Regions from separate parts of the Homo sapiens genome. Here regions 2 and 3 are each linked to region 1. A link is a loop called in an ENCODE intact Hi-C map of the cell type or tissue named here. Cell type or tissue: Caco-2. All regions are shown on one strand. Links, peaks and the distances in the headings refer to the core of each region. The heading gives the core; the rest is flanking DNA. Region 1 overlaps LIPC (lipase C, hepatic type). Region 2 overlaps ADAM10 (ADAM metallopeptidase domain 10). Region 3 overlaps ADAM10 (ADAM metallopeptidase domain 10).

The links. A loop is a pair of places that touch in the nucleus more often than their neighbours do. Peaks named below come from ENCODE experiments on the same cell type or tissue, not always from the same donor. Only the 100,000 strongest peaks of a DNase experiment are listed, where the experiment ranks them.
Region 2: a loop joins it to region 1, with 2.6 times the contacts of the local background. A loop is called at or near these places in 4 of 110 quality-filtered maps.
Region 3: a loop joins it to region 1, with 5 times the contacts of the local background. A loop is called at or near these places in 4 of 110 quality-filtered maps.

The regions. Positions count from the first base shown.
Region 1 is chr15:58,529,555-58,540,524 of GRCh38, forward strand. It overlaps LIPC (lipase C, hepatic type), which reads left to right. Exons shown (of 9, transcript NM_000236.3): 2 at 8,779-8,963. Among named protein-coding and RNA genes, the nearest start is that of LIPC-AS1, 36 kb to the left of the region's middle. In Caco-2, for the core only: no CTCF peak of the experiment used is centred there; DNase peaks (open chromatin) are centred at 5,167 and 5,967.
Region 2 is chr15:58,584,543-58,595,512 of GRCh38, forward strand. It overlaps ADAM10 (ADAM metallopeptidase domain 10), which reads right to left. Exons shown (of 16, transcript NM_001110.4): 16 at 4,267-10,970. Among named protein-coding and RNA genes, the nearest start is that of LIPC-AS1, 91 kb to the left of the region's middle. RefSeq lists enhancers at 923-1,002, 1,313-1,362, 1,403-1,632. In Caco-2, for the core only: no CTCF peak of the experiment used is centred there; a DNase peak (open chromatin) is centred at 5,859.
Region 3 is chr15:58,599,625-58,610,594 of GRCh38, forward strand. It overlaps ADAM10 (ADAM metallopeptidase domain 10), which reads right to left. Exons shown (of 16, transcript NM_001110.4): 14 at 10,673-10,893; 15 at 1-100. LOC124903600 (small nucleolar RNA U13) reads right to left here and starts at 611; the gene lies at 508-611. In Caco-2, for the core only: no CTCF peak of the experiment used is centred there; DNase peaks (open chromatin) are centred at 4,867 and 5,207.

The sequences.
Region 1 (10,970 bases), core at 1,579-9,578:
ACTGTCTTCTGTGATTCAAGACCTGTTTCCTCTTGTGCCGATCAGAGGCCTTATTTGGAGGCATCGGCCTTTATGTGGCATGGAATGTAAGCCCTCTGAGCTTTAACAGAGATAGGAAGAGTCCTAGAACATGGCAGGGAAGAGGGTCGGAACCTCTGTCCTCCAGCACAGTAGAAGGATGCTGGCTTGAATGTCAGGAGAGCCCAGAGTTTCTACCTGGATGCATGGTTTGGGGCATGTCAGGTGGCCTTTCTGGGTCCCAGTTTCTTCAACTGTGACATAAGGAAGGTAGACTAGATCATCACTACCAATAAAAGGTCCCTGGTCCTTGGGGAGCAGTGGTTGGAGTGGGAGAAGGGCATCGCCCAGCTATTTTCCAACACATCGTAAAAGATATCGCACAGGACAACTGAATGTTGACTTGGTTTGCTTACCTGTGGAATTCTATCCACTTGGTGTGGTAAAACGGATTCTCGCCAGAGAACTGGAAGTGTAGATGGGTGGTGTTACCTATATCCTTGATTGATAAGAGAAGGAAAATGAATTTTTCCTCAATAAGTACAGGTTGTTTGAAATGCAGGCTGGGTGCAGCGACGCTGCATGGTCTCCAGGCGCCTTGTGTTTCTAACCCTCTTGCTGGACAACTTGGCCTCCACAGGGTAGTCCCCAGGGAACCCTTGGCCATCTCCGGCCTGAAGGAATCAGGGAAGACCTTCCGGACATGCCAAGTCTCCCTGAGACCCTGCTCCATGAGGGCTGGCTCCCTCCCCGACCTGGTCTTTTGGTTCAAAGTCAGTCCTGGAGTTATGTCTGCCAATTGACCCCAACCTCCAGAAAACTCAGAAACAGCCTGTCCTCTCAGGCCTGCAAACCAGGAGCAGCCAGGCCCAGCCCTGACTTATGCAAGTAACTACCACAGAAGGCCTGCTGTGCAGCCTATGCCGCTCAACCTGGATCAAGGGCAATGTGGAGAAACCACATTATTGCTTGACTATAGTGCAGTATTCCAACAATCATTTTAAATGTGCACTTGTGTAACCATGATCACCATCAAGATGTAGGATATTTCCATCTCTCTTTAGAGATTCCCTTTTGCCCTTTGCTAGTTAATCCCCACCCCATTCCCTGGACCCAGGAAATCACTGATCTGCTCTCAATCACAATAGCTTTGCTTTTCCAGAACGTCCTGTAAATGGAATCACACAGTTTGTACCCTTTTAAATCTAGCTTCTTTCACTTAGCTTTATGCATTTTAGATGTATCCATGTTCTGGCATGTGTCAGCAATTGTTCCTTTTTCCTGCTGAGTAGTATTCCATTGGATGGATATGCGACAATTTGTTTATCCATTTACCAGTTGATAGATATTTGGGTTGTTTCAGATTTGGGGTTATTATGAATAAAGCTGCCATGAACATTTGAATATTTATGTGGACATATGTTTCCATTTCTCTTGAGTAAACGCTTGAAGTTTACTGGGTCCTATAGTAAGTGTACATTTGCCTTTAAAGAACTTGTCAAACGGTTTTCCAAAGAAAGTATTTTTTGTTCTCACCAGCAATCTATGAGGAGTTCTACCCGGTTTTGTCAGTCTTTTTAATTTTAGCCATTCTAAAGGGAGAGAAGTGATATTCCGTTGTGTTTTAAATTTGCATTTCTCCCATGACTAATGATGTTAAGCACATTTTCTTGTACACATGTGCCCTTTGTGTATCTTCTTTTAAGGATATCTGTTCAGTTCTCTCACCCTACCTTGAACCTACACAGGGTGGAATGTGCCTATGACCTCGGAAGGACTTTAGGGAAGCAAGCCCCACTTTCCCCAGAGAGGATTCCAGTACAAACGGAAAGCTCTTCTGAATGGCATACTCTTTCATAACCAGATTTCTTAAAAGAAAAAAATCATTCTGATTCTAGCCTGAAGTGCAGTAGAATTCAAGAGAATTTAAGAGAAAAGTTTAGAAGGAAAAAATTTTTGGCAAGAAAAAAGACTCTACTTACTTTTTTCCCTGGGATCCACAAAAGAAGAAGTTGTGGCCTCAGGCTACAGTAGTATGGAGCCAAAATGGACTCAAAAAAAAAAAAAAAAAACCCCAGAATAAATCAGACATGAAAATAACTTTCCTTCCATCCCGTATCTCATTTTCTTATTTGACAAAAAAATAGTAAAGAGCAACTACAACAACAAAGAAGAGGTGAAACAAGAATGCAAAAAATGATGGGAAGATGGCAACCTCCAAAATGTAATAAATTAATTTCAGCAGCTTTAAACCTAAAGCTATTTGTAAAGAATAGCTAGAAAAGAAACCCACTCAAGACAAACTTAGGAATTTCTTCTGAGTTCAAAACAATATCTTAATGACCTGAAAAATTACCACGGCTTTACAAAGCACCTCATTCACTCCTTAGGAGTGAATTATACCTTGGGTAATTGAGGTTCGACATTATAGTGAAGTGATGCTAGGGTGTCACAAGAGGTGAAGGACAATACAAAGTTTAGTAACTATTGTGCACATTCAGAAATTGAGACACAGAATTACTTTCAAGAAAAAAGTAAATGGGAGGGTCAGGTGTCCAGGTCAGGGCAAAATTCAAGATGGTGGGAGTGGGAGAAACATTCCTCACCATGGCCTTGGGCAGAATCTGCTTATCTCCAGACAAAGCTCAGCAACAGCTAGGAGCTGAATCTGTAAGGTCCAGCAGTGACTAAATTCCCACACAAATGTTTCCATCTTTCCATCGTGCAAGAAATTCTGAAGCCAACATTGCCCAGCTACAGATCATTGGCCTGACCACAGAAGCCAGGGACAGAGCTGCGGTTACATTTATTACATAGGATTGTTCCATCCTGAGCAGAGTACATGGCCTGGAGAGTTTTCAGGGCAATTATGAAATTTCGGTCTTCCAGAGGACCCTTGCCAGGTCTAGGAATATTTTCAGCAGTGGATGTTTACAAAGCAAAAGCCCCCCTACACACACATTAGCAAATTAAATAATGCATGTTGTATGAAAAACCTTGTGAGGGGCATAGCAATACCCGAGGCTTCTTTCTTATGCACTTGTGTGCCCAGTACCAGCCAATACATGGAAAGGGCTCAACAAACACTGAACTGAGCAACAGCTTCTAGCCCAGGCATCATGGGCGGGAGGCAGATCCTGACTCCAATCGGGCCTCCTATGGTAGAATCCCTGGTTCTCTCCCATGGAAGGTGCCCCACCTCAATTGCCTGCAGTCACCCATCTGCTGATGTCCTTACCCAAAAGAAAATGAAATAATTTCTTCTTGTATGAAATATCAGGAACCCTCAAACCTAGGAGTTAACTAGGAATAGAAAAATCACTTGCTGTAAGAAATAATATTAGAAATGTAATGGCTGGACCCAGCTTCTCCTTCTAACTAATTTTAAGGATTGTTTTGCTGCTCTAGGAACTTACTGTCATACAGAGGACAACCCCAAGCCTCCCTAGTCCATCAACCCCTTTTCCTGGATACAGGGGCTGAATCCCTTGATGGATTTGATCACTTACCTCAATTTAATATTCCTCCTCCTAAAACCACAGTATCATCCCCAGATTCTTATCACTGGTGTGACTACCTCTTCTGAAGACATGAGAAAAGCTCCAGTTTCAGAAGGTATGCTTGGAGAATGTGCTGCTTCTAGCTTATCCAATATGGAACCAATTTCTTCACTCATAGCTAAAGCATATCCTTTCCTCACAGCTTATCATAGAGTGGCCAGGTTTAAATGAGTCAATACAAATAAGACTGCTGGAAAAGTGCCTGGCACAGAGAAAGCATTCAATATATATCAGCTTTTAAAAATGCTGAAGATCAATTTGAATATATATGTATATATAAAGAGATATAAATAGGATCACACGTAAGGAACTGATTCTACTTTTAGGAAACTACACTAAGAAAATACTAATAGATTCCGATAAATATTTATACATAAAGAATATCATCAGAGAATTGTTTGTAATAGGGCAAATAAAACCTTGAAACAGCATACATTTTCAACAATAGTGGAATAAGTAAATAAATTACGGCACTTTTTCCAAGTACGTTTTGAAGAATTTTTGATGCTATGAGAAAATGATAATGATAAGTGAAGAAGGATTTAAAACCATTTATGTAACATGATCTCAATTATACACACTGTAAATAAGAATCTATGGAACAAATATCTCCATAAGAAAACATTATGAAGATATACTCCAAATGTTATTTGTGTTTTTTTCTAAATAATAATATTCTTTATTTTTTCAGCACTTTTCAAATTATACTGAAATATATTTTCAGCATACATACAATGAGCATCCCTTAATTCTACAAAAAGCAAAATAAAATATGAAACAGTTAAAAGTCTATTGCAACACTATAATTTGAAGGGGAAAAAAAAGGCTAAGGACATACAGTAGGCCACTGGGCAGACAAAGGAGATCATTCTGAGCCTGAGTCCTCAGTATTTGGTGACCCAGTAGAGAGGCAAGAGAGGGCATAAGCTCTAAGCTTTCCACCTTGGGCATAGAGATGAATGACGGTGTTATGAACCACAATAGGAAACGTAGGAAGAAAGGAAGAAGAATGGGTTGGGAGGAAGGAAAATACATTTAGTTTGGCCTTGCTGAGTCTGTAGTGCCCAAAGAGTACCCAGGCAAAGATGCCCAGTCGAGAGCTGGTGATGTGCAAAGCTAAAACTTGTAGGAAGAAACTGCAGTAAAGGTATGAGGGTGGGCACAGCAGTGAGTCCTTGAAGCCACGGGCTTCCCTTAGGATGCCCAAGTGTCCTAAGTGTTCTAGGAATAAGCGACAGACTCTGATCTCATGGAGGCTCAGACCCCTGGGCTTCAGGGCTCTATTCCTTCCACCCCTAAATGTGACCTGAAGTGGCCCCTGCCTCCCTCAGTCCTAGAGGCTGCTGCTCAATTACAGTGAAGAATCTCTTATAGACTCACGGTGACTTAAACGCTATTTGGTGCTGTGGCTGCTATTTCACTGAAGATTACAGGGCTCTCAGAGTTAACCACATAAAACTTGCTGCTATATATTTGTAACCTCCTTTTTCAATAACACATAGGGAAACCATCTTGGGTTTCAGGACCAAAAAAGTGTGAGTGCCTGGCCACCAGGAATGCTATAACTGATCCCGCTTCCCTCTTTGATGTGGCCAAAAAGAAGCTCAGAAAAAAATCTGTGGCCCATCTTCAGCAGCCTTATAAGATCACATAGTGTACATTTTTGGGTGTTAATATTGACATTCCTATCTTTATTGTTTTACTGCCCTTATTTTCTCTTTGTCCCAAGTTCTTCAACTATGAATTTTTGCCAACTACTTCAAGTTAAAAATGTTCTTCCATGTCATGCCCACCCAGTGATTCTGTTTGTTTCTACCTCTTGAAGTTACACAAAATAAGTCTAGTCTACCTTCTCCACAACAGCCCTTCAACTCTCATGTCATCCTCCCAATCTTATTTTTATAGGCACCAGAGCCCCACTTTCTTTAACAATTGCTCGTGGATATGAGCTCTTAAAGAGTCTTTCCTCCATCTAGACTTGACTGATGCTTTATCTTCTCTCGACCTCTTCCCTAAAGCCCCTACGCAGGGCATTCCTCCGCTGCAACACAGCAACCACTTTTAATAGTTGCTTTTCAAGCTTGCATCCCCCACCCCACCATGGGGCTGGGGACTCCTGAAAGGAGCCACATGCTGTCTTTGCCTCCAACTAGTACCTAGCCAGGGGGCCTGGGGCATAATACATGCTTAATAAGTGTTTGTTGAGGAAGTGAATAAATGAATGAGCACATACCTGTATACAGTATACAGCTTCCTCGCTCATACACATGTTAAAGAGAGCTAAAGCCTCCGGGAAGGGAGAAAAGAGAGGGCCCTGTTCAGTCCAGTTGTTTGTGGGGCTTTCCATCTGACAACTGTTTTCCATGGTCTCTCCTGAACAGCCTCGAAGCCTCAGCCACCTGGGCTGGAGCGTATCTCACAGCTAAATCCAGAGTAAATATACACAAGACAGAATTGGTCCTATGAGGACAACTGGGGTGAATTTCCACAGAAAGAAAGGATTTCACTGATCAGAAATGTAAGATGCTAGATGCTCCAATTGGTACTTATTCTAACAACGCTCTCTTCTCTAGGTTCTAATTACATGTCAGGCATTGTTCTGAGCTCTTTACAAATATCTTATTTAATCCTCCTAACAACCTCATAAGATAGGCACTATTTTTATCCCCATTTTATTTTCATATGACCCTCTTAACATTTGAGGCAGCTATCCTAAAATGAAGAAAGGTGTAGTGTTTCAGTCTCTGAATAAAAGAAAATGAGCTACATTAGGTCCAATGTATAAATGGCTGAAGATTGAGTGCCAGCCTTTGATCCAAGATCTGGATCTGGCAGGACACCTCACCGCTCACTAACATTTATTGAGCACCCACCATTGTGCCCAGGGCTACCCTCCATGAGTTCGCTGACAGGTGGAGGAAGCACACACCTGGATAAATAAATCACCCCGCTGCAGGGCAAGTGTATTAGGATCAGGGAGGCAGTACGGTGCTGAGAGCAAGAAGGAGTAATTATCTCTGACTAGATGAGAAGGCTTCCTGGAGGCTGTGAAGTCTCAGTTCCATTTTAATGAATGGAGCAGCAGAGACAGAGCAGGAGGTGAGGTGCAAAGGTACCGGCATCCAAAAGGGCATTTGGGAACTGTTGGTAGCAGGAGAACGAAAAGAGAGGAGGAGGTGGGGGATGAGGGATCATCACTCAGGTGGTGGCCTTGGCTGCAATACCATGAAGCTGAAAGTCACTAACAGGTATAGTCATTTCTGTTTTAGACTCTTTGAGCAGCTGTGTGCAGGAGGACAGAGAGACCAAGCAGAGAGAGACCAGTTAGGAGGCTGCTGTAATAAACCAAGCAAGACACAGTGTGCACGGGAACTAAGGCACAGGATTCTAGGGATATTTAGGAAACCTGAAGCTTTGGACTGATCGAGAAGCTGGCATAGCAGTGCAAGGTGACACCCCGGCTTCTGACTTAGACAGGAGGGCAGCCAGTGAAATCAGCAGGCTAGGTTGGAAGCAGGCTTCCAGGAGTGAGGGCAAGCTGAGACTCTCTATAAGCTCAGAAAAGCCAAAGAGAGCGGCAGAAATTTTCTTCATTATCTCAGAAAAGTTATTCAAATTCTTGCTCACACCTCCTTTTAATAAAATATGATGCATTTCATTCTGTCTTCATAGTGAAAAATCATTGCCCTTTGCTGAGAATTAATAACCTTTTGAGTTAATACCCTTTGGGTAGGAAAATTGGTTTCATTAACACCTCCCCTTGCACTTTGTAGGTTCATCATCTCTTGGTCCTGCTGTCCCCTGAAACCAAAAGCCCAAGACATATTATTTGAGAAGCCTGAATGATTTTATTCTCAGAAAGAATGATCAGGGTCCTTATTAAATGGGCTGAATTGAGTTCACTGACCAAAAAGGTCAGAGCGGCCTTGTGTCTGCTCCTCAGCCGCAGGGGAGCCCACCTTCTACCAGAAGGAAGGGATGAGAGCTTCCTCTCCCAGCTCTTGGCCTGATCCCTAATCTTGGCAGAAAAGATGCGCCCATCTTGACATGCCACGCCATGGAAACGCGCCACCTTGCCAGGCTCTACCAGGCCTCTTGGCAGAGGTGTCCGTCTCTGGTGCAGCACCACAGACAGGACAGCTGTCGGGCTGCCTGGCAGAGTTGGATGGCCACTCACCCACCCCTCCAAAGTGGCTCATGGTCATAGTGAGGCTCCCCCAGAAGAGAGGCTGGAAGGCCCTTCGGTCAAACAACAGAAGGTGATATGTTAAAAACAATCTTCCTCTCCTTTTCCACCTCCCACGGCCTTGGAAAGCCTCCGAATGGACATTCCTCTACTCTTTTCTGTTGCAAACTCTTTAGCAGCAGCCTGGCATCTGGAGCATGAAGCCAGACTCTTCAGCATCCCAGGGCCCTCCATGCTCTGGCCTGCCTGGCCTTGTCTCCTGCCTCTTTATGTATGCAAGGTTGCATGCCTGTGAGCCTCGACTCATGTTGCTCCCTCAGCCACCCCTGACCCCCGCAACAAAACACACACACACACTCAATCATCCTGCAAGGCCAGGGTCAACATCACATTCCCTGAAAAGCCCTCCCTGAATGCCACACCCTCCCTCAAGCGGCATCCACTACTCCCTCTGTGATTCCCCCAACCCTGCCCCACACTCACCCCTGTACCTTGTCCCTGCAAGGCTTACCTGATATAATCTGTCTGCACGTGAGGACAAGTTGAGCCTCAGGAGCTAATACATAGTGTCACCCAGCTAAGATGCTCTATTCACTGTCTCTCTAGGTAGGGATGTAGGGATGAAATTGGAGACAGCGACACCTGGGTTCAAATCCTGTCTCTATCAGTTTTTGGCAGTGTGATTTGGGGTGAGGTGCTTATCCACCGAGCCTCCAAAACTGCCTTGCCTATATTCCTTATGACCTAGAGGGTGACTCTAGTGCTTGATTGGCTGGTCACTGGGATAACAGGCTAGAGGATCTGGTGATCTCAACCTCCTAGGCCACCCTCCATCACTTGGCCATTCCACTGGAAACAGTCTTTGGGGCTCCCCACAGTTGTGGCTCATTCTGATCTCCAGCATCTCCCAGTAACCTCTTTGGCTTGTGCTTGTAGAAGCAGCCTTTGAGAAGACGGAGGGCTTCAGATGAAGCAGATGCCAGGCTAAGCACCGTCCCCAATCTTATATTGCAGAGCCATTTGGAAGAAGAGCTCAAGCTGTTGAAACAAACAAAACGCTGCATGAGATGAAGACCAGATTCCTGCTCTTTGGAGAAACCAATCAGGGCTGTCAGATTCGAATCAATCATCCGGACACGTTACAGGAGTGCGGCTTCAACTCCTCCCTGCCTCTGGTGATGATAATCCACGGGTGGTCGGTAGGAAATGCTGACATGCCGTTTTTCTCTCCGATTTCACATTTTCTTTTTTTCTTTCTAGCGTGTTCATGTTCATAAAAAGATAGGGAGCTGGTGATAACAACTCCATGCATAATGTTTATGAAGCACGTTCTAATTTTCCAAGTGCTTCCCCACGCATTAGCTCATTGATTATCTCGATTCCATGAGTAAGCAGCGTGAGAAAATATAATTATCTCCATGTTTCAGATAGAATGTGGCTCAAAGAGGCCACACAGCCCATTGGGGCCCACAAGGGATTGCAGTCCGTGCAGGAAGAAGCCTCCTTCCTGAATCTGCATGTTACACACAGGGGGACATAGGAAGCCAGAAGAATGGACTCCCAATGAAATGTTGTATCAGCAAGGTTTAAGTTCAGCAGCAAATAACAGAGACTCAAATTAGCAGTGGTTCAAAGAAAACAGAAATTTGTTTTCATTTCGCAAAATATTCCAAAGATATATGTAACCCAAAAACCGGCTAGACAGCTTTGGTCAGTGAAGTCCTCCAGGCCCCAGCTCCTTCCAGTTCACTGCTCTGCCATCTTGGGGTGTGACCCTCATCCTCATAGTCCAAGATGGCAGCTAGAGGACTAGCCATCACATCTTTATTCCAGGAAGCACAATGTAGTAAAAGATGTACACAAAGGAGTCAAAAGCAAGGTTTTTACAAGAGCTTTATTGAGATATAATTTACAAAGCGTACAACTTATCCATTTCAAGTTTACACAATTCAATGGCTTTTGGTATAAAAGAGTGTTTTTTAGGTGTCCCAGAGCCTCTGTGAAATTCTCCCAGTTACATCCATTGACCATATCTAAGTGGAAAGGTGGCTGAGAAGTATAGGCTGTTAAAGAAAATGTAGCCTTTTAGTGATGCTAAAAATTCTATTACTATGGAAGAAGGAGAGAAAGGATATTATTGGCAATAGATGAAGTCAAACCATGTGAGAACTTGTCTCCAAGAGGAAATCCTGCCTCCCCAGTGTCTAGCCCACCCATGATTTCAAGCATAGTTCACAATTTGAACCCTCCAGAGATTTTGGTGTCTACTTCATGACTTAGAAACCTTTCCCTGCCATCTAGTTGAAAAGTACTCTTGAAACCCCCATCTATCCTATCCTGGAGAGGAAAATGAACCCTTCCATCACCTGCCTCCCCTCACCTCTCCCTGCCTCCCACATGACGTTCCAGCAACATCTAACTGCTTGTATTAATAGCTTCCTCCACACCCCATGCACCTGCCTTCTCTCTTCTTGGTCTTGGCTTAGTCTGTGCCCTCTGCCTAGAGTGTTCTTTCTCCTCCTCTTTTCCTGATTAACTCCCACTTTTCCTGTAAGACACAGTCCCAAACAGGTCCTCCTGCAAGCCATTGCTGCCTTCATCCCAGCACTCCCACAGGGCATTCAGTGTCACCGGGAGTTCCCGTGTGGCCCTGAGCACTCTCCACCACTGCTCTGCAGCTCGGCTTTCTAATTGTCTGTGTTTCTCTGCTCTGCTAGGCCGTAAGCTTCTCCCTGGGAAGGATTCTGTCCTATTCTCATCTAATAGACTACTGTGGGCCACTATCCATTATGTAATCAGTGCTCCAAAATGTTTGTTAACTGAATTAAAGATCAAATGAATGAGTCTTGTTTATAAATGCAACATGAGGACCACAGGAGCCTCTTACCAGGATGCTTTTACCAAAATGCACTCTTCATTATCAAAATTCTGTCCAACCTAGTATATGTCTCCTCCTCCTATTACTGCTAATATTAATAACAACAACAACTGCAGTAACGAACATTTGTTGAGTCCTTACTATGTTCCAGACACTGCTCTAAGCGCTTTAGATCTATTAACGTATTTCTCCTTCATAACAATCCTGGAAGGAGAGCATTATTAACCCCATTTTCCAGGTGAGAAAACTGAAGCACAGAGAAAAATAACTTGCCCAAGGTTACTCAGCTAGAAACTAGGAGAGCCTAGATTTGAACCCAAGATGCTCC
Region 2 (10,970 bases), core at 1,571-9,570, 55 kb after region 1:
CTTCTGTTACATCCTTCACCTCCGTTCTGGATTTTTACTATCTCCTTGTAATCTTGCTCTGTGCTTTCAGATGTCTTTCTCTGACACTAATTCAGACATCAACAGTGACCACTTTCTCCTTCGATTTATCTCTTGAAAGCTCTGGTTCAAAATCATCCTTTTTTGGTTCCAGAGAATCAGTTTTATTGTGCTGCACTTATGTCTCCTTTTCTTATTCTTTGGTTCAAGTTATCTATGTCAGCAGCTATTTCTGTACTGAGGGTTCTGCTTGTAATTCTCCCTGGCTACTGGACTCCATTAGGAATCTTCTTTTCCTTTGTTTGATCACTGGGGCTCTGTTCCAGATACTGAGGTACCTTAAGAGACAGCATTCGCAGCCTGATAGAAGGAACAGCAGTATCAGCCTCCCAGGCTCAAGCTTAGCAGCATGTGGGTTGCCAGTCCTCTGGCAAGGGACTTGAAGGAAGCCTCTCTGCCCCCTTTCTAGTCTCCTCACCTCTCTCAGACACCTTCATAGCAGTGAAGGCAACTCAACCCATCTGGTCAGCTCTTCAAGAAGCAGGGAGACCCACACATTCACGAGGACCTTGCCCCGGATCCCCTCCTTAGGCTTATGATATGGTTCCCAGGCAGGAAGACAATCTTGCCCCAGCTCTCTGACAGGATTCTGCTGTGGCCCGAAGCCTCATTCACATCCCAGGCCTTATCTTCCCCCGGCAAGCCCCAGCAGCTGCTTTTCTCAGGAGAGGCAAATGGGTTAAACTGCAAGTAGAAAAAAGTTCAAGCTGCTATCATTCCAGAACCCCCAGTTCCTCATGTCTCGGAACTTCTTGATGTCTTTATTTTTGCATTCTAAAGTGCTTAATAAACATCACTGAATACATGCTACCACCCCTACCTCAAATCCTGTCTGGTGCAGGTTCAATCAATCATGATGCCTTTGGAAGCTAACTCAAACTGGCTTAAATAAAGAGGGTTTTTTGTTTGGTTGGTTTTGTTTTGTTTTTAAATCTCACACAAAAGGAAGTTCCAAGGTAGAGTGGGGCCTCAGGAAGAGCTGACTGGGCTGCTTGGTAATGTTATGAAGATGCAGTGTTTTTCCTTCTCTCTGCTCCACCATCCTTGATGTTGGCTTCATCCTCAGGCTGTTACCAAGTTGCCCACTGCAACTGCAGGCAGCTCACTCAGGCATGGTAACATCCAGAGAAGGAACAGTAGACATCATGCGGGAGACAGCCCTCTTATCTCACTGGCCAAAATTAGGTGACATGACCATTCCTAAACTTGGCAAGGGTAATGAGATTAACCACAGACCAAGGACCCTAACCACATGTCTGTTAGAGGAGAAGATACTTAAAATCAGGGGACACCTGCTCGCAAGCTAAATGTTCCAGTTCAGTAAGCAGTTTTTCACATGAAAACCAGAACAGTTGACATTCGAGTGTTCACCATATGCAAGGTGCCTTACATACATTCTCCTTTAATCCACATCATAGTCCCCTGAGGTGGCTAAAACTATTATCCCTGTTTCACAGATGAGGTACCTACAGCTTAGCTTTTACAAGGTCACACGGCTAATGGACCATCATTTCCCTCTTTATAGATTCTGTGTCCATGAATGCAGCCTACCATTGCAGTCAGCAACAGAAAATGTCCTTTACATATTAACTCCCTTGGACCCCATGTGAGAGCTATAATTAGGTATTGTACTTTAAGACACTGTCTTTTCATGTTATGGAGCTTGGTAACCAGCTATAAGTGCAAATCATTCATGGCAGACCACTAGCTGTGCCCTCCCTGCTGCCGCTGAGACTGTGCAGAGGCATGTGGCTATGCTGTGGAGTTTCACCTTTGATTATACAACATGCCCAGGAATCCTTTTTATAAAACAAGCCTTAAGATCTTAATATGGGGCCGGGCACAGTGTCTCACGCCTGTAATCCCAGCACTTTGGAAGGCCCAGGCAGGTGGATCACAAGGTCAGGAGTTCAAGACCAGCCTGGCCAAGATAGTGAAACCCCCGTCTCTACTAAAAATACAAAAATTAGCCGGGCATGGTGGTGCAGGCCTGTAGTCCCAGCTACTTGGGAGGCTGAGGCAGGAAAATCGGTTGAACCCAGGAGGTGAAGGTTGCAGTGAGCTGAGATCACACCACTGCACTCCAGCTTGGACAAAAGAGTGAGACTTTGTCTCAAAAAAAAAAAAAAAAAAAAAAATCTTAATATGGAACAGCCAAGCCTTACATATGAAACACTCGACTTACACATTTATTTTGTAGATTTCCCTAGGAACTAACATTTATCTAGGAAATCAAGTAAGTATTTTCTACTCCCTTCTACATATGAAACTCTTTGCATTGGTGGCTCTGCAGTGAGTGTGTGTGTGTGTGTGTGTGTGTGTGTGTGTGTATCAGTGGTTTTCCCATTATAAAACATTTGAGGCAGAAGGTATCTGAAGTTCTATTCAACCCTTCTTCTGTCCTCCCACCCTTAAGATAACCACGTTAACTGTGTAGTGTATTTCTATAGACTCTTTTGCAGCGCATTTTTTATTTAAAGTTTTTATTATGGAAATATTCAAATACACATAAAAGTAGAGAAGAATACAATGAAACCCAACATGCCCATCACCCAACTTCAACAATCAACATTGGCAATGCATTGTAACATAGTTGACATCCTAATATATTTAGTGATTTTAAAAATTATTTATTACGAAAAGAATCCGGTTCATTAAAAATTCAAGCAGTGCAGAAGAGTGAAGTAAAAAATAAAAATCTTCTTACTCTCCCAAGGCCCTTAATCCCAGTGCTCAGAAATAACTTAACAGCTTTTAATGTATCAATCTAGAGATTTTCTCTGAATAAATTATACATTTTTACAAATGTAAAAAATTTTCACACAAGAAATCAGACCATACATATATATTAATACTTGCTTCTTCCACTTAGTACTTCTTGGACTTCTTTAGAAGCAAATACCTGCAGGTAGCCTGCATTCTTCAATGGTTGCAGAGTGTTTCACTGGAAAGCAAACTTAACCCAGGAACGAAGGGAGGGCGACAGCTAGTTGGCTTGTAAGTAGACTCTATCTCAAAAGCCAGAGGCTTACAAAGTGGATTGTGTACACAGTAGGGAGTGCAAAATGCCTACTGGAATGTGGGAAGAAATATGATCTCCGTTCATTTTTCTCTTATCCCTCAAAATTGTGGCATACTTTAAAACATCATCATAGTGCAGTAACACAGTCATATTATTTATACATATTTCCATATTAGGAGTGTGTACTCAAGATTTTTAAGTGTAAGATACAAGATCAAAAAACTTGGAGACAAGCTGGATGCGATGGTTCATGCCCTTTGGGAGGCCAAGGTGGGAGGATCACTTGAGGCCAGGAGTTTGAGATCAGCCTGGGCAAAACAGCAAGACACCCGTTTCTACAAATTTTTTTAATTTTAGCTGGGCGTGGTGGCATGTGCCTGTAATCCCAACTGTGGGAGGTTTGCTTGAGCCCAGAGGGTGTAGGCTCCAGTGGGCTATGATGGTGCCACTGCACTCCAGCCTGGTCTACAGAAAACCTATTTCAAAAAAAAAAAAAAAAAGTTGGAGACCACTGTGCAAAGCAATTCTGATGAGTGCCACAGAGAGCAGAGTTGCTTGTAAGGGTGAGGGAGTAGGCTAACCAGCCTGTCCTGAGAACCTCTGCAACCCCATTGTCAGTGCCAAGTGTCATAACAGATGTGGAAGTCCCAGCCCAGTGAGAATTCCTTAGGTAAGGAGAACCTGTCCCCAGCAGGGCACACTACAGTACCAGCTATCCAAGAAGTAACACCCAGCGTGTTCTGCAGAACTCAAGACTCTTTAGGGGAGAAAACAGCAGAAGAGTTTACTAGTTTGGGAGCACTGCATATTATAAGATGCTTTTACAGATCACAATCAGTGCTAGCATACTAGAGGCTCTCAGAAATACCTCATTTTTTAAAAAATCAATCAACAGAACAAAATAAAAACCCGTGTAACTCTGCATTTCCATTTGACCCTGGAATTTATACCTCCTGTTTTTTCCTGAATATTTGTCTAAAAACCTGTTATTAAAAAAAAAAAAAAAATACTAGATTTCTGTGAAAAAACAGAAAATGTTAATCTGGAAGTTTACTGCAGGAAAATACCTTCAAAACGTTTAACTTCCACCTTTCACTATGAAATAGCCAAATAAACATTACATCAATGATTTAGCTAAAGAAAACATTCATCCACAAACACAAATCTAGAGTCTCCCATTTTATTTCTAATTTGAGCTTTCTGAATACATTTCTTCTCCTATCAGGAGTTGTTACTTACATGCCCCAAAGCTAAGTTATGCCTTTCCCATTTTTGCAAAACATGGTCGGTATGTTTCATATTCTATAAATACAGTGCATATTAGATTTTGAAAGAAAATTTATCTCCAGGTATGACGGAAGGAGGTTGTGCTGCCACAGGATTTAGAATGAGATATGTTAAAAGTTAAAAATACAGCTGTTGGTAATGTGTTGTAATGAAACTAACTTTTGTGCCTATCTTGTGAAATCAGCTTCATTGCCTATTTACAAAGCACACAACAAAACAAATGTTTATTGAACACCTACTATAGCCAAGCTCAAGGAAATGGAGATTAATAAAGCCCAGTCCTGCAGAGGAATCGAGGGAAAGGGCAATCCAGGGAATAGGAAAAGCACATCCAGAGTCATGAAAATAGCAAAGAACATGACGACAGTCAACTGCCCCATGGTTACATCATTTCTAAAAGCTTGTGACAGCAGCTTGGACTAGTTAGAGCAAACTTTTACCGAAACTCCAAAACTCAGGTCCAGCTTTTCTCCTCTGGGAAGTCATCTTGGCTCTTCCCACTACCTACCTACCATGCTCGATATGCACTTCCTCTGAGCTACCAGGGCATCCTGTGTTTGTAGAGTTTCCAACACAAACCCCTCTGTACTGTAACTGCTGGTTTCTTTCCTTCCGCTAGACCCTCAGCTCCCTGAAGGCACAGACTGCAGTCCTTTGGGGGCTGTGAAAAATTGCAGCAGGTTGATAAGTGAATGGGAGCTGAAGTAGCCACTGAGTGTAAATGATTCTCTCGAAAGTTTGGCTTAGATGAGGCAGGATTATATTGTAATATGGTGTGTGCTATGAGAGAAAGATGTATAAAATTCCAGGGCACAGCAGGTCACATGGACACCTCATTCATCCTGGTAGGAGGCTAGGTGTCTTAATCCTAAATTTATGATAGTCATGATACAGACGCCCAGGTCTGAAAAGCGAAGCGCCTTTCACAACTCCCAGATTGTTGGGCCAATATCCTAAGGAGAATAACCAAGTATGACACCTGCCAAAGTACAAGCCAGCTCTTCAGCAAATGAATGCAATGCAAAGCAAAAAATGAAAAAACATTTAAAAAAATAAAGGAATCTGAATGACTAGGCTGACATACCTTTCCCCAAAGAAAAATCAGCTATCAGTGCCCAGTATATAACCAATCGACATTATTAAAAATTCTATGTAATCTATTTAAACTCTCTTCATCCATCATATTTTGACTCAAGCATCACTTTCATAAGGAATTCTCTGACCTTCCTGATGTCCCACCCTCCTTTCTCAGTCCTATCTCTGCATTATCAGCTGTGACAACGTCCCACCCTCCTTTCTCAGTCCTATCTCTGCATGATCAGCTCTTGGATCACCAAAAACCTCCTCCTCAGCATGTATCACAGCTGGAATTGTACATTTATTCACATGATTATCTGATATCTATCTCACCTACAAGACCATACGCTTCACCAGGGCAGGGAAACTGTTAAGTTCACTACTGTATTCTTATCATCTAGCCAAGGCCCTGGCACAATCAAGTGCCTAAGAAGTATCTGTGAGTAAGGTAACTGGTCAATGCATATCAGCAAATGCATACCATAAAAGCCAAAGAATTTCAAACATGCTCTGATATGTTTCAAGGAGGAGGAAAGGAGGAGAAAGAGGAAAATGGTTAACAGGTCACTTCACTTAATTACAGATGCTACTAGCAGATACTTAAGAAAAATGAAAACTAACCACAATCACAAAACTAAATAATGAAGAATATATTGACACCTTAATTTATAAAAACCGGCCTGTTGTATTTAGAAACACAAAGGCTAACTCCCATACCCAAAGGGCAAGGGAAGAAAACGATAATAAAATATTCATTTAAAATAAAGAATAAAATTGCTTAATGTGTTCAGTATAACCACATAGCCTTCATTTTTCCAAAATGATTTTTCTAAAATTCATGCAAATGGAACCACTTTTTATATAAGACAACCTACACTCTTATCAAATTATTCTCATTTTTTTACACTGAGAACAAACAACTACAGAATATCTTTTTAAAGATCTATTTCCACCTCCAGGGAACATGATCATTTAAACAAGAGAGGGCAGAAGAATCTAGTTTATTGTAGTGAGCTACTTAACATTTACTCCAACGTGGGACACACAGGCTTAATGTGGATAAGCTGACCATACTCCTTGACATGTTTAACAGAGAACAAATATTTTACTTAAGTAGTTAGCTAAGCCCTTCAACAGTGAGAGAGAGAGAGAGAGACAGAGCAAACAGGGACCCAATGGCCTGCTTGCTAAGATTGCTGGATGACTGATAGCTTCAAGAGTTCACCCTAGCAGTTGAAATCAATTAATTATTCATTGTAACTGGAGCAGAATATAATTATGTTAGCTTGACTGGTTCAAGTTTAATTCCACTAAAACAATCATTATGAAAATCATTATGAATACAGGTCATTATCATGAATTACTGCTAAAATAAAAACAGTAATGAATCAGCTTCTATAGGAATTTGATTCACATTTAAAACACTTTTTTTTTTTCTTTGAGATGGAGTCTCACTATTTTGCCCAGGCTGGTCTCTAACTCCTGAGCTCAAGTGATCCTCCCACCTTGGCCTCCCAAAGTGTTGGGATTACAGGTATGAGCCATCACAACTGGCCACATTTTAAAACTTCTATGAAAAATTTCAAATATAAACACAGGTAGAGAAAATAGTATAATAAATCCCCAAGTGCCCATCACCCAGCTTCAATAATTATCAACTCACAGCCAATCTTGTTTCAACTATATCCACACACACCAGCCAACTTCAATCCTTATTTTTAAGCAAAAACTTATACATCGTATCATTTCATTTTTTAAGTGTTTCAATTTGCATCTCTAAAAGGGGTCCTTTAAAAAATGTAACAATACCATTATCACACCTAAAAATAATTAAAAACCTTAATATCAAATATCCACTTTTCACATTTTTCCAATGGTCTCAACAGTTTGTTCAAATCAGTATCCAAATAAGTCCATAAATTGTCTTGATAGATGTAGCTCTTAAGTCTCCTTTAACCCATCGTTGTCTTTTCTCTTTGCATTTCTGTTGTTGAAGCAGGACCATATGTCTTGTAGTTTTCCAGAGTCTGGATTTTGCTGATTGAGTCCCTTGTATATTATTTGTCCCTCTGTCCCCTGTATTTCTAATGAAGGGGTAGTTAGATCAGGAGGCTTCATCATGATGAGATGTGACTTTTGGCAGAACTGCTTCATAGGTGGTATATGTACTTCCATTAGGAGGCACAAAATCTGATTGCTCTCACTTTGTGAGGTTAGCAGTCACTGGCGATTATTGTCTAGATCCATAAATTGTTGGGGGGGTAAAATGGTGATATCCTAATTCTATCATTTCTCTTATTACCTGGAATTTCTTTAAAAGCGTATCCCAAAGGTAACTATAATTCTGTCCACTACCATCATTAACTCACAGAGTTAAATACAATACTATGAGTTTCAATCTCTTGCAGATATTATCCTTGCTGATGCTAAAGTTATCTCAGCCTTGGCCAGTGGTAACTTCTAAGGTGCCTCCTGAATCTTTCTGATCTGGTACAAAACAATGTTTCCTAGGTTCTTCTTGTACATTTCTTTCTTACAGGTGGAATTAGTGATTTATCCAAAGGAGTCTGGTTCCCTTGAAGAAAAATGGTACTTAAGAGACCACAATTAGGGCACTCAATTTGACTTGCATTTGAATTATGTCTAAAGCTAATCAACTGAATTAAGCATGAGTCTTCTATTATTGTTTCTAATACATTCATGTGGCTGCATATATGTGGATTTCTAAGGATGGGACTCTGATTTAATATATATATATATATATATTAAATCGTGGTAGTATAACTTGGTACATCTATCTGGGAGACAGTACCATAATTTTTATCAATGTCCCTCAAAAAACCTTTACCCCAACAATTCCACTTTTAGGAATTAATTTCATTATTAGGCTGAGGATTTTCCTAAGAATTGTTTAAAATTCTTTAGAATTGTTTAAAATAATAAACAATGTGGAACCTACATGTCCAAACAATGGGAAATTGGTTAAGAAAAAAAAAAACATACATCCACAGAAATATTTAGAGTAGTTAATGTGATATACATTATCAATGTACCATTAAATGAGAAAGGTGGGTTACAAAAGTGTGCATATTATGTTTTTGTCACACACATAGAAAAAAAGTAACAAAGGCCAGGTACTCAAATTTTTTTTTTTTTTTTTTTTTTTTTTTTTTTTTTTTTTTTTTTTTTTTGAGACAGAGTCTCGCTCTGTCACCCAGGCTGGAGTGCAATGGCGCAATCGCGGCTCACTGCAGCCTCTGCCTCCTGGGTTCAAGCAAATCTCCTGCCTCTGCCTCCCGGGTTCAAGCAAATCTCCTGCCTCTGCCTCCCGAGTAGCTGGGATTACAAGCATGTGCCACCACGCCCAGCTGTATTTTTAGTAGAGACGGGGTTTCACCATGTTGGCCAGGGTGGTCTCGAACTCCTGACCTCAAGTGATCCACCCGCCTTGGCCTCCCAAAGTGCTGGGATTACAGGTGTGAGCCACCGCACCCAGCCCTGCCAGGTACCCAAATCTTACCAGTGCAAACTACACCATTCTGTTGTGTTCCCACTGCTGGTTTAGGATTTGACTTCCCTGGGTCTGCCCAATCAATAGTACTCCTTCATCTGCTTCCAGATTTCGTTCTTGTTCAATTCACCTTGTCCTTGTTGGATTACCCCACACCCTATCACTTTAGTGTAGATTTCAGGAAAAAGCAAAAACTAATCAGTATTTTGCTCAATGCTCCGTTTTACCTAGCATCCTGTTGCTTTTTATAGAAGAGATGCTCTGAAGAACTTACCAATTATAAAATACATGAATTTCTACTGAAAATAGTACATACATGTATATATCTAAGACACACAAACAATATAGTAATATAAAACAGAAGGGCTAAATTTCTATCCTAATCATATAAAGAGTTGAATACAGAAACAATAGTGAAAAAACTAAACTGGTAATAAACGGAAAAGTATATCAAATGGAAGTTGTTTTTAATCAAGAACACAACATGAGAGATGCTGAAACTGAAGTTGTCCTCTGTGGGGCAAACCAATTGTCTTTCTAGTTTCTAAGAAGTTGAAAGTGGTTTTGGGGAAACTAAAATTTCTTACAACTTTAGTGACTTCTCTAAAGATGAACTGTCCCTGGCAGCTGCTTTAAAACTACATCTGGCTTGCACCCTGGTTTTGGGAAACCTTGACCCTTTAAATATGGATAATGAATATCTCTTCTTGTACTCCTCCAGGTGAACTGTCCAGGTTTGTAATGCTTGACACTCTGATACCTTCAATTAGAAATACTTAATAAGAAATGCCTTCTCATGCACAAGCCCCGAAATTTCATAGTTGCCAAGGACACCAATCCCATCTTTAAGAAATAATAATAATTAGGTCTTACTACAGGGACAAATACAAGGACTGAGGGTCGAGTAGTTTGCTCCGCTTGGACAAATCAGATTTCACTATCCTAAGACTGTGACAAACACGAAGTACCCAAAGCATAAAGTGTTGAAGACACCTCACAAAACAAGACTGATCAGAGAAAGTTGTCATTTCCTTAAATAAATGCTTCCCCAAACTGCATGACATTGCTTGACACTACAGGGAATGCTAAATCCAGAAGCAGTCAATAAATTTATTTTATTTCTGATTTTGTTTGTGAATTGGTACCTGAATTTATAAAACTGGGGAGGGAGGGATGGAGGGAGAGAGGACGGACTGTAAACAGAATTTAAGCATTCAATTACAAGTAAAAATAACTAATTTATAATTACCCAAATCAATCAATATTGAGAGTTTCATAAATAACTAAACATAATATACATTTGATGCTCCTAAATTAACAAAGTAATTCACAAAGTATTACATATTTACTCATTTAACAAGTATTACTTATAGCTAACCTTGACTAAAAAAAGAATTTGAAGCAGATTACCTCATGCAGGGAATTATTCTGGGCTTACAATTCCTTTTCTAGGTAACACTGAAATGTCAATTCTCTCCTTATTTGCTATGAAGAGAAAAATGATGGCTCAAAATTTTAAACAAACTTATCATTAAACTAGGCTTTTTAAAATAAATGAGGTACTTAGCATTCAAAACTTTGAAAAACACATAAAAACAAGACCATAAGTTTTCAAAATGACTCACCTCTTCCACCAAGACAAGCACTGAATATTGATTAGAAACAATGTAATGCAGTTGAGATTAGTTGGGTGTTTTAAAAAGGTTTATTGTGTGTACGCAGAGTATCTAACTGGAAATTTTCTACATGGATTCCAAAGTATTAAGAATAAAGATAATCTATACTTTTGTAGGAAGAGACAACTGTAAGAAAACACTGCCTTGTGGGAAGCTTCTTGTGATAGTTCTCAGAGTTCAAAGAGTATAGAACCTTCAAGTTGATTTAATCGTCTATTTATTAATGCATTTCAAGTTTCAAAAAACCTTACATCTTTGCACAATACTTTATTTTTTGCAATTTTTAGTAAAAATTTCCAAAGTGAACAAAAAAAGATAC
Region 3 (10,970 bases), core at 1,476-9,475, 70 kb after region 1:
TTGGATTACTACTTGGAGTATGAACACTGCATATCTTAATAAATCCAGCCATTAGCATGATCAGAGCAATTCCCATAAGTAATACTGCCCACCAATGAGCCTAGAAATAAACAGATTTTTCCACTGAAAAAAAAAAAACTACAAAATATTTTAGAGTATCTTTTACAGTATATAAAACATAGAATAGAACACAGTATATTGTAATTTTTAAAGAACATTTGTTTAGGAGTTGTATACATATGTTAGATATTTGCACATATATATTATTTAAATATAAAAAAAAGTTTAAAGGAGAAAATGGAAATCACCCATAATTTCATCTCATAGAGGAAACCGCTCAATCTGATTTTTTTTAGTCTCTTTACATATAACAACATTTGTCATACACATGAACACAAATACAAAACTGGGGTCATCTTGCATATAGTTATATTGCATTTTCCCATGTTATTAAATATTTTCTGGTTTAAATATTGCCTTTGTTTTTTCCCCTTACTCTTTTTTCTCCCTCAAATGGATAATGTGCCAATGCCCTAACAAGGTTTGAGGAAGGCACATCTCACATATGAGTGTGCAAACCCAATCATCACACTTATGAACTACAAAAGGATCTCCTCTTACTCTTATAGACTATGTTTTGATTGCGTTTATACTTTCCATGGCTTAGAAAGCATGTAACTTGCTTTAAATTCTACTAGTGAATAGATTTAAAAATTACTCTTTAACCTACATTGCTTTCTAATTATCAAAGTTAAGACTGAAATTCTATCTCTTTGAGACACCCTTTTCCTCTTTTATTTCATTTGGAATTTGAGACTCGGACTAGTTATGAAATTACTTTTTATATACATTAGTTTTCATTACATTATATATAATATCTTTATTGTATTCATTAGTTTATAGGCTATCTTTTTAAATATGAAAAGTGGAAGAAGATACATATTTTAGCAGCAGGCAAAGTTCATCCCGTCTTAGAAGAAACCAAAACTTCTATTTTAACCTGACCTATATTAAACAAATCAATTAGCCAAACAGAAAAACCTTCAAAAATTATTGATAAATTTATAGGAAAATTACTGTGTCTAGTCTTAAATTATATTTTGCAATTCCAAATATTCAAACTTTGTTTTAAGACCACATGTACTAATAAACATCATACAAAATATTTACAGCTTCAAAACTGAACCTTTACATTTATTTAACACAGGTTACTGTAACATATATAATTACTACTAATAGTTTCCAGCAAAACTCCCATTTAAGAAGACTGTCTATGACTTAGGGACTTACAACAAACTGGGTACTACTTCTACACTGTTTAGTTTTTCCAGCAGTGTTTATATAATTAAAGTAATACTAATGCTAATTTTAGCATTAATGAGAGTAATGCTAAAATTAAAAGGCATGTTGTAGCAAAATATCCCAAGCCACTTTTTCTTTGTGTACACAAAGCCTTTCCTACTTTCTAAACATTTGTTTTATTTTGAAAGAGTCTCAAACTTAAAGAAAAGTTGCAAGTACAATTCAAAAGTTCCAAGTACCTTTTAAAAACCTGAGGCCGGGCACGGTGGCTCCCAGGTGGCTCCCAGCACTTTGGGAGGCCGGGGCGGGTGGATCACCTGAGGTCAGGAGTTCGAGACTAGCCAGGCCCACATGGTGAAACCCCGTCTCTACTAAAAATACAAAAATTAGCCAGGAATGATGGTGGGTGCCTGTAATTCCACTATTAAGGAGGCTGAGGGGGGAGAATCGCTTGAACCAGGGAGGCAGAGGTTACAGTGAGCCGAGATTGTGCCACTGCACTCCAGCCTGGGCAACAGAGTGAGACTCCACCTCAAATAAACAAACAAACAAAAACAAAAAAGAAAAACTTTTAAAAATCTGGAAGCACCTCAGAGTAAGTTGCTAGCACCATGCTGTTACTCTTGAACATTTTAGCATATAATTTCTACAATATAAGGGTGGTTTCCTAGATAACAAGACAATCATCAAAATCAGGAAATCAGGGCTGATACATTACTAACATTTAATCCTCAGACCCCATTCAGGTTTTGCCATTTGTCCCAATACTATCCAGTTCAGAATCGTGTGCTATATTTAGCCACCATGTTTCTTTTCTCTCCTTTGATTTGGAAAAATTCCAGTGTTTCCTTGGCTTTTATGACCTTGATACTTTTGAAGATTACAGGGCAGTTATTTTGCATGGGAATGTCCTTCAATTTGGGTTCCTCTGGTGTTTCTTTGTGATCAAATTCAGGTCACACATCTTTGGTAAGAATATCACAGATGCTGTGTTCTCGCTGCATCCTATCAAGTAACACGTGATTTTTATTTCATTACTGCTGATGTTAACTTGATCACTGGATTAAGGTGTTATCTGCCAAATTTTACCATGATTCTTGTTTCTCTTTTGTAGACAATGAAAATTTTGTAGGGACCTAATTTGGAAGTATGTAAATATCCTGTTCTTCATCAAACTTTCAATGTATTCATTTATTTATTCCCTCATGGTTTCCTATTTTTTATAAATATATAATCAATTACTGACATTATTGTGTTTTTTGGACATGTCCTCATCATTCTTTGAGCACTTTCTTACTTTCTGGCCCAACAAGAAGTTCCAGATTTATCCTGTTCTTTCCCTACCCCAGCCTTGGAACCTGCCAAAGAGCCCTGGTTTCTTTTAGTCCTACCCTTCCTATGTAGACACCTTCCTCATCCTACTTGCACTCTTGACATCCCATGCCAGTCACTCCTCCACAGGGGTGCAATTCTCACCCTGCTTGGGCTCTGAAACCCCATACTGGTAGTGTTCCCCATCCCACACCTTCTGAACCTGGTCAGCTTCCAACACTCTGCTCTGTGCCACTATAGCTCCCCAACTTTGGCGTGGATGCCTACCTTGCTTGGGCTCACCTAATGGCTTTAGGAATTAACTGCTTCAAAAAAGGAGAGGGAATAAAAAAGGGAAAGAGATATATACATACGTACATATATATGCACACACACACATATTCATATATATATTCAATTTTAAAATCAAACTTAGAATGATTTACACTTGAGTGTCATTTCTCAGTCTTATTTAATTCTCAGATTAGATCTCTATACAGAAGAGTCCCACAGACACCTTTCTTCTCTTTATTTTCATGTTTATTGTTCAATCTGTAAAAACTGTATCATGGTTGTCCCTCACATTGCTTGTTATTGCAGGGACGGCAAACTCAAAAGCTTACATGGAAGGTAAGGTGGAATGCAATTCAACCTTACTGCTTAAAGATCTGATTTTTCAAGAGAAGCAATATATCCGAATTTTTATTTAAAATCTATTTTTAAATGCTGGCAAACTTGTGAGAAATTTCTTAAAACAATGTGTAGAATACACAAAACATGCTGACAGGGCTGAATCTGGCTTGGAATTTAAAACTTTACAATCTACTTTCTAAAAGCCACTTCTTGAGACTGCCAGATTTTTTTTTAAGTTTTATTTTGTTTTCTATAAAAATTGTGTTCAGAGCTCTGCTCTCCTTGTTAGTCTTTAGGATGATGTTCCCATTCCTTTATTATATAGGTATTCCATAGACTCCTATTGTTTTTTGTTTTTATTCATCCTCAAATAACAGACCTGCTACTTATCGCAAGACAGGGTAGAAGGCCACCCTCAGTCTGTCAAAGCAGTACACGACCATTTTGAGTAATGCAGAAAGTTTAGCATCCCTGGCCCCCAACCATCAAATGCCAGTAGAGCCCCTTCAGTTACTCTGACAACAACCGTACATTTCCAAACACCTGCTGGGGAAGTGGTAACACCTCTAATGTGAGCCAATCCATGAGTACAAAGGCTTAAGAGTTTTCCTACTAGCTTTCTCACGATGATGGGCAAGTTGGGTACAGGAGACACACTTCTCTTCCTAAAGTCATTATCATCTTCAATATATTTCCTTCCTTCATCTTTACTTTCATTTTTATGAAAATATGGCCATCAGTGTTATGGCTACCTAAAATATGGAACTGACCATGTTACTCCTTCATGTCAAACCCTTCTTCGAATGCTTCCCACCAAAGATTTCCAAGATAGACCACTATGTAGGAGAGAGGAAAAAAAGCAAAAGCAAAAACTTGAGCACACGATAAAGTACAGCAAAGTGTATATGATTCCACCTTTTTAAAAAGTAAATATCCTTACAGTGGTATAGACAGTTTCGAAGAATACACAAGAAATCCATCCTAGAAAGATTGGGGGTCCAGGGTTAAAAAAAAAAAAAAAAAAAAAAAAGGCCTACTTTAGAATGTATTACTTTGTCAACTAAAAAAAGAATAATCAAACTTTTCAAAAGAAAAAAAGTAGAAAAAAATGTTTTGCAAAATTCATACTTCTGTGACTTTTTCACATGCTCTGTCCCCATAAAATATTTCTGTACTCTCTACTTCTACTAATTCTTAAGAACTTAGCTTGGCCGGGCACGGTGGCTCATGTCTGTAATCCTAGCACTGTGGGAAGCCGGGGCGGGTGGATCACCTGAGGTCAGGTGTTCAAGACCAGCCTGGCCAACATGGTGAAACCCCATCTGTGCTAAAATACAAAAATTGGCCAAGCATGATGGCAGGTGCCTGTAATCCCAGCTACTCAGGAGGCTGAGACAGGAGAACCGCTTGAACCTGGGAGACGGTGGTTGCAGTGAGCCGAGATTACGCCACTGCACTCCAGCCTAGGTGGCTGAGTGAGACTCCATTTCAAAAATAAAAATAAACAAAGAACTTAGCTCTGGCGTTATCTCCTTAAAGGCTTTTCCTAATAGGTTCTCCCAGTTCTGTGAAAACAGCACACAGACTGAAGATATGTTTCTCTGGCCTGTCTTCTCTATCCCAAACTGACCTGTGAGCTCCCTGGACTTATATCCTATTACCTCAGTACCTACCCAACAAACAAAATACCTGTTGAACTAGTTATTACAAGTAAGTCATTATTTAAATATTGACCTTGAAACATAACTAACAGCTCATTTATTACTTCCAGATTGCCTAACACATACAAATAATGTGACAAGGCCGTTACAACAGAGATAGGACAGTAAAACTGGTTTGGATATATTTAATGATAGTCTTTTTAGTACCTACACACTCTTTTTTTTCTCTTTTAAGAGACAGGATCTTGCTCTGTTGCCCAAGCTGGAATGCAGTGGTGCAATCACGGCTCACTGCAGCCTTGCCCTCCTGGGCTGTGGTGATCCTCCTGAGTAGCTGGGACTACAAGGTACATGCCGCCACACCCTGCGAATTCATTTATTTATTTATTTGCACACACAGGTCTTGCTAGATTGTCCAGGTTGGTCTTCAACTGCTAGTCTCCAGCAATTTTCCCTCCTCAACCTCCCAAAGTGCTAAGATTAAAGGTATAAGCTACTGTACCTGGCCTATAGATTTAAATAAAGAGCCATACGAGTACACGCTATGGCAGTAAGAGAGGCAGATTGGAGACAGAAAGCCCAGATTTAGTAGTGGTTAAAACTGTAGAAAACAAAGGTAAAAAGAACCTAGTCGCAGTTTAGATCAACAGATGTATAATAAAATATGGCACTCAAGCCCTTCAGAACTTCCAGTTCCTTCTAGCACAGTGTTCCTGGCTTTCTTCTAAATTTTTTCAGGTAACTATGTATCTCACAAGCCCAATGCTTGAGATGTTTTAGTGCCAATGATAGTAGCTTTTGTGAATTTAGCGTGTGGGGAAATGGAACATGGCAATAGACAAAAGACAGTAAGAAAAACTAAACAAAATAAATAGTGCATCTGAAAATATTAGTAAGTACGGCCACCTTTATAGTTTTCCTTTTTAAAAAAAGAATGAGTTAAATGCTAAATTACATGCTATCCCCTTTAAATATACTATAAAATCAGGGAAAGGAATACTAACTAGGGTAGTAAATGTAAAATATGCATTTCTCTCAAAAGAAAAGATCACAAATTGCCCACCTGTTAGTCTGAAAGAAAGGGGAGCTGTCATTCATTCAATGAACATTTACTGAGCGTAAACTGAGTGCCAGGGTCTTATATCCCAGAGACAAGGGTGTTAAGCAAAACTTTAGGGACAAAGAGAAGACATCCAACCATTTTTCAAAAACTCAAGAAGTTTCTCAACTCAGAAAATAATTCTACATAAGAAAAAGAGAGATGATGTTCAATACAGGCACTTAAACATAGCCAATAATAAAGTAAAAAGTCAAAATTAAATAGTCTAATTTATTATGTATTAATTACAATAGTATTTAATTTGATAATCTAAATATAAACAAAAAGAACCTATATGGTAACAAAATGACAAAGCAAGTATCATCTAAAAAAAAGTGCATGAGCGAGGACAGGGAAGACATGCACTCAAGTCTCTTCAGACATAAGATAATCTACTGTTCTTAAAGACCTCCAGAAAGTCAACCATATGATCCTTTCAATGAATACTGCAGTGTTCAACAACGCTCACTCTCAGCAAATGCATTCTGGACTTCCCATGGGTCACAAGACCATGTGGGGCCCAGAGCTCCTTGCCATGATACTGATTATGTCATCCCTATAGGGGCAGAAAGTTTCCTTTCAATTTTTCAGAAGACATAATACTATAGTCTGGGCTTTGAATATATACTCCTCCTATCCTTCAAACTCCCACCACCACTAGCAGCAGCAGCAACAGCGATCTGCCAAGCAGAAAGCAACTTGCTACTAAACTTTTGGTTACTTTAAGCTCAACCTGGGCAAGTAAGATAAAATACCACTAACAGGAACCTGAAAACATTCCAGTTTCAAAGTTAATATGCACAAGTTTTACTCTTTTCCATATAAATTATTACATTTGAGAAATCTGCTTCATTCATCTAGCAAATGTATACTGTGTCCTCACTATATGCTGAAAACCTTACAATATCATTATATCTTTGTTGTTAAAGTTTCATTAAGTGCTATGCTATGTGGTCTGTTCCACAAAGCAATGAAACCACCTTCTATTTTCAACATATCAAGATGATAAAATGGAAAATTTCTGTTACAAGTCTTTTTAAAAAGGAGTCACATATCACAGAGACTGAAAAAAATGGCAGACAAACTATTAGCACGCACCATCACCTACTGACTCAGTGGGTCTGGAATGGAACGTAAGAATTTGCATTTCTATGAAGTTCCCAGGTGATGCTGATGCTGCTTCTCAGGCCTACACTTTGAGATCACCGCTCTCGATCAGGAGTTGGCAAATATTTCCCATAAAAGCCCAGATAAACATTTGAGGTTTTGTGGGGCCATACAGTCACTGTTGCAGCTACTCAAAGTGCAAAAGCAGCCAAAGACAATGTGTAAACAAATGGGTGTGGCCATGTTCCTATAAAATGTTATTTATCAATACTGAAATTTGAATTTCATATGATTTTTAAAAGAATGTTTTGATAATTTTTAAATTTTTTTCAATCATTTAAAAATGTAAAAACCGTTCTTAGCTTCTGAGCCATACAGAAATAGGCACGGGCTGGATTTGGCCCATGGGCCATAGTTTGCCAACCCCTGTTCTAGATGAGTGGTTCTTAACCCTGGCTCCTCATCAGAATTAACTGGAGAGTTTTAAAAGACCCAGATACTTAAACCCAAGAGATTCTGATTTAATTAGTCCAAACCCTAGGGTGATTCTGGTATACAATCAGGATTGAGAACTACTGCTATTAATCAATATTTTTCCAAATGACATCTAAGGATATTTAGGACTTAGTCTTTTCATCATAAAAGTTTCTAGGGTTAGGTAAGTTTGGAAAATGAAGTTTAAACGATTTATTTATTGCAGGTCTTCTCACAAATCTCCAAGAAAGGTCTATAGTATGGAGTAGTTTTCCAGATTCATTTGACCATTGAAGGCCCAGAACATCTAATGGAACTAGTGTTCTGTTAAGCATTTGGGAAACAGTGCTCTAAATCTTTCATTCATAAAGAATACCAGATACTTACTACTTAGATGCATAAAATTATAGCAAAATATGACAGCAGAAACTAATTTTAAAATGAGAATGTGTTTGACTCTTGATAAATTAGCAATACAAAAATACAAACTCCTGATAAATCTGAACAAGTTAAAAAGAAAAAAGCCACAAAATCATCAGGCAATGATTTTTAAAAGGAGGGGAAACACAACAATACATTTGAACAATAAAAGTCAAGGTAAGAGGTAGTTTTCTACAATGTCAAACCTAACATGAAAGATACAGAAAATCAGAACACATCAACTATAGAAGAAACTGGAAATGAATTACCAATGCCCTCAATCCCTAATTAAAGAAAAGGAGATGCTGAAATAAGGTCTCAACAGATTTACTGATGAATGCTCTTAAATGTTTCAAGAACTAGATGACTCTTTGATAAATCCAAAGGATGTTTATCATTTTATCCTGTCCAAACACACAGTAGGCACTCAGCAAATACAGTAAATGTATTTGGAAAAATCAAAACATAGTTGTCAACACAGAAAAGAAAGTATCACTTCCGTGGTACCAGTAGCAGCAGTCAATAACCCATGCCCTGAAGTTCTAAATTGTTAAGGTTCTTCCTACTCTACCCTGCATGAGGAGAAAAGCTGCCATAGTGTAACACAGAAAGAAGACAAAACGCCACCAGGCACCACTGGAAAGGAAAGTAGTGAAACTAACCCCTCACTTCTTTCACAGCTTCTTACACAAGAGCATCCTGATAATCTGTATTACTAACTGGAAGGGCACTTCCCTAACATGATAAATCCCGGTATGCAAGTAAACTATGCACATAAGCAAATGAGACAAGTAACTTGTAAAGACCAGATGTTTATTATCTTACTGCTTGATGTGGTTAATGCCCACAAATGCACCAACAGCCTAGCGGTACTCTTCACACATTATGAGCATGCTATTCGAAAGACTGGCATATGCCTGTCAACAATGATATAAAATAAAGGCATGTTCTATCCCACACACACTTAAAGTCAACGTCTATGAACTTGAAAGTGTCTGATTAATTAGTTCCAGAGCACAAGAAAGGACTTCATGTTGCCAATTCATTGTGAAACATTTCATTAATCCTCACATCTAAAATATGGGGAGAAAAGGTCTTAAAAATACTTAAAAGATCATGTCTATTAAATATTTTTAAAGTGAAAATAAATGGGCTTTTGAAATTCTAAATAATGTAATGAGTGAAAATTAGAGATAACAGAGAAAAGTAAAAAAATGCTATGTTTAGATATGACTTAGTACCCCAAAAATCTAAAATATCTAGCACAATATATACTCAGTAGAATGTAATTCTGAGATCTCCTTTCGTTTTCTGTATACACTGTCTTCTACAGCAGACAAGTATACCAAATTTCAACTTTTCTTATTAGAGACAATCAGAAAAAAAAATAGCTGAGTTGAAAATAAAGAAGGGCCAAGAAAGGTAAGCTGCTTGAAGTCACAGAATTGATAAACACCAGAAAGATTATTTGAATCCTTACGTGATTCTCAAACATGTGCTCTTTCCACTGCACCATGGTACCAGAAGACAACTTCAGTTTGACAGGTATTTACTAGAACTTACCACGCAACAAGCACAGGAATTTAAAAAAAGAGTAACATGTTTTAAGGAAACCTAAGTTAAGTCAACTGCTCAAGTATTTGGTTTGAAACCTAGGTAGATCTCCTAAATCCAATTTCAACAATCCTTCTACTCCATGATCATTACATATCTAAAAACCACATATCCTAATGTGTCCTAGGAACGGTAAACATCATTTTAAATGCTGGGGTTAACTATAAAATTTTTACTCTAGAATGTTATTAGAAGAGTACAAAAAAGGCTGACATCCCACACAAACAACATCTTTTGTGCTTTAAGGCATCCATAGTTCTGAACACACACATACATACATACACACACACACACATACACACTAATTTGAGAAAGGGGAATGTGAGTTATAAGTCAATTTCCAAAGCAAACTACATTCAGTTCAATTATAGCACATTCTCAAATATATCATTTGCAAGCTTCCTATAGATATTTTAATGTTATCACTTTTAAAGCATGAACACTTAAGTTGAGATAGTCAATCTTGACAATCTTTTAAGAAAACATCAGGTAATTCTGTGTTTGTACAACTTGGAGATATGTGGGCTTAAAAATAAGCGTTCAGTGGATTACTGCTGGATGAACATCCATAATCATTAGTAGATCTACAAAAGGCTGTGTATCTGATCTTATTCTGTTCAACATTTCCTATTACAAACAAGATAAAGACCCAGAGATTATACTGAAAGATCAGGAAAAATCACCAATTAGTCCACGATTTGGGCAAATAAGTTGTCTTGAAAAACAACAAAAAAAAATGTTTTTTAAGTCCCATGAAAATGCCCTAATAATATGCACCAAAAGAAGTAACCCATCCAGGAGATGAACTAAGGAGCACGGTAAAACAGAATGACTCCCATCACCTACTAAGCAATCTATGAATGATACACATGATTCTGATCACTTCAGAAGGAAATAATAACCAGAAATATTAGAACTTTAAAAATCTTCATATAAAGTAATTCTAATATAAATAGTTAAGTTGTTTTCTCGTAACTTTGATGACTTCTGGCCAAGTAAAATTAAGATCAAACCACTTTAAGTTTTCTTTGTAAATAAAAAACATACTTACCACAATCCATTCAGCAATGTTTTCATAGAGCTCTGGACTAAAAATTGCTTTTTTAAGCCTAGCTAGAGGACCATCAGCATCTACTAATCTGCACCGCATGAAAACATCACAGTAACCTCTAAAATCGTTGCAAGGGGATCCAGGTTGCAGGGTGATGGTTCGACCACTGAAGTGCCTACTCCACTGCACAGACCCTGTACTGGCACAAGTTGATGGGTCCACTGGAAAAGAAATGCCAAATATAAGCTGAAGGTCAGATTCAAATATAAGTTGAAGATCAGATTTCCAGTTGTGCAAA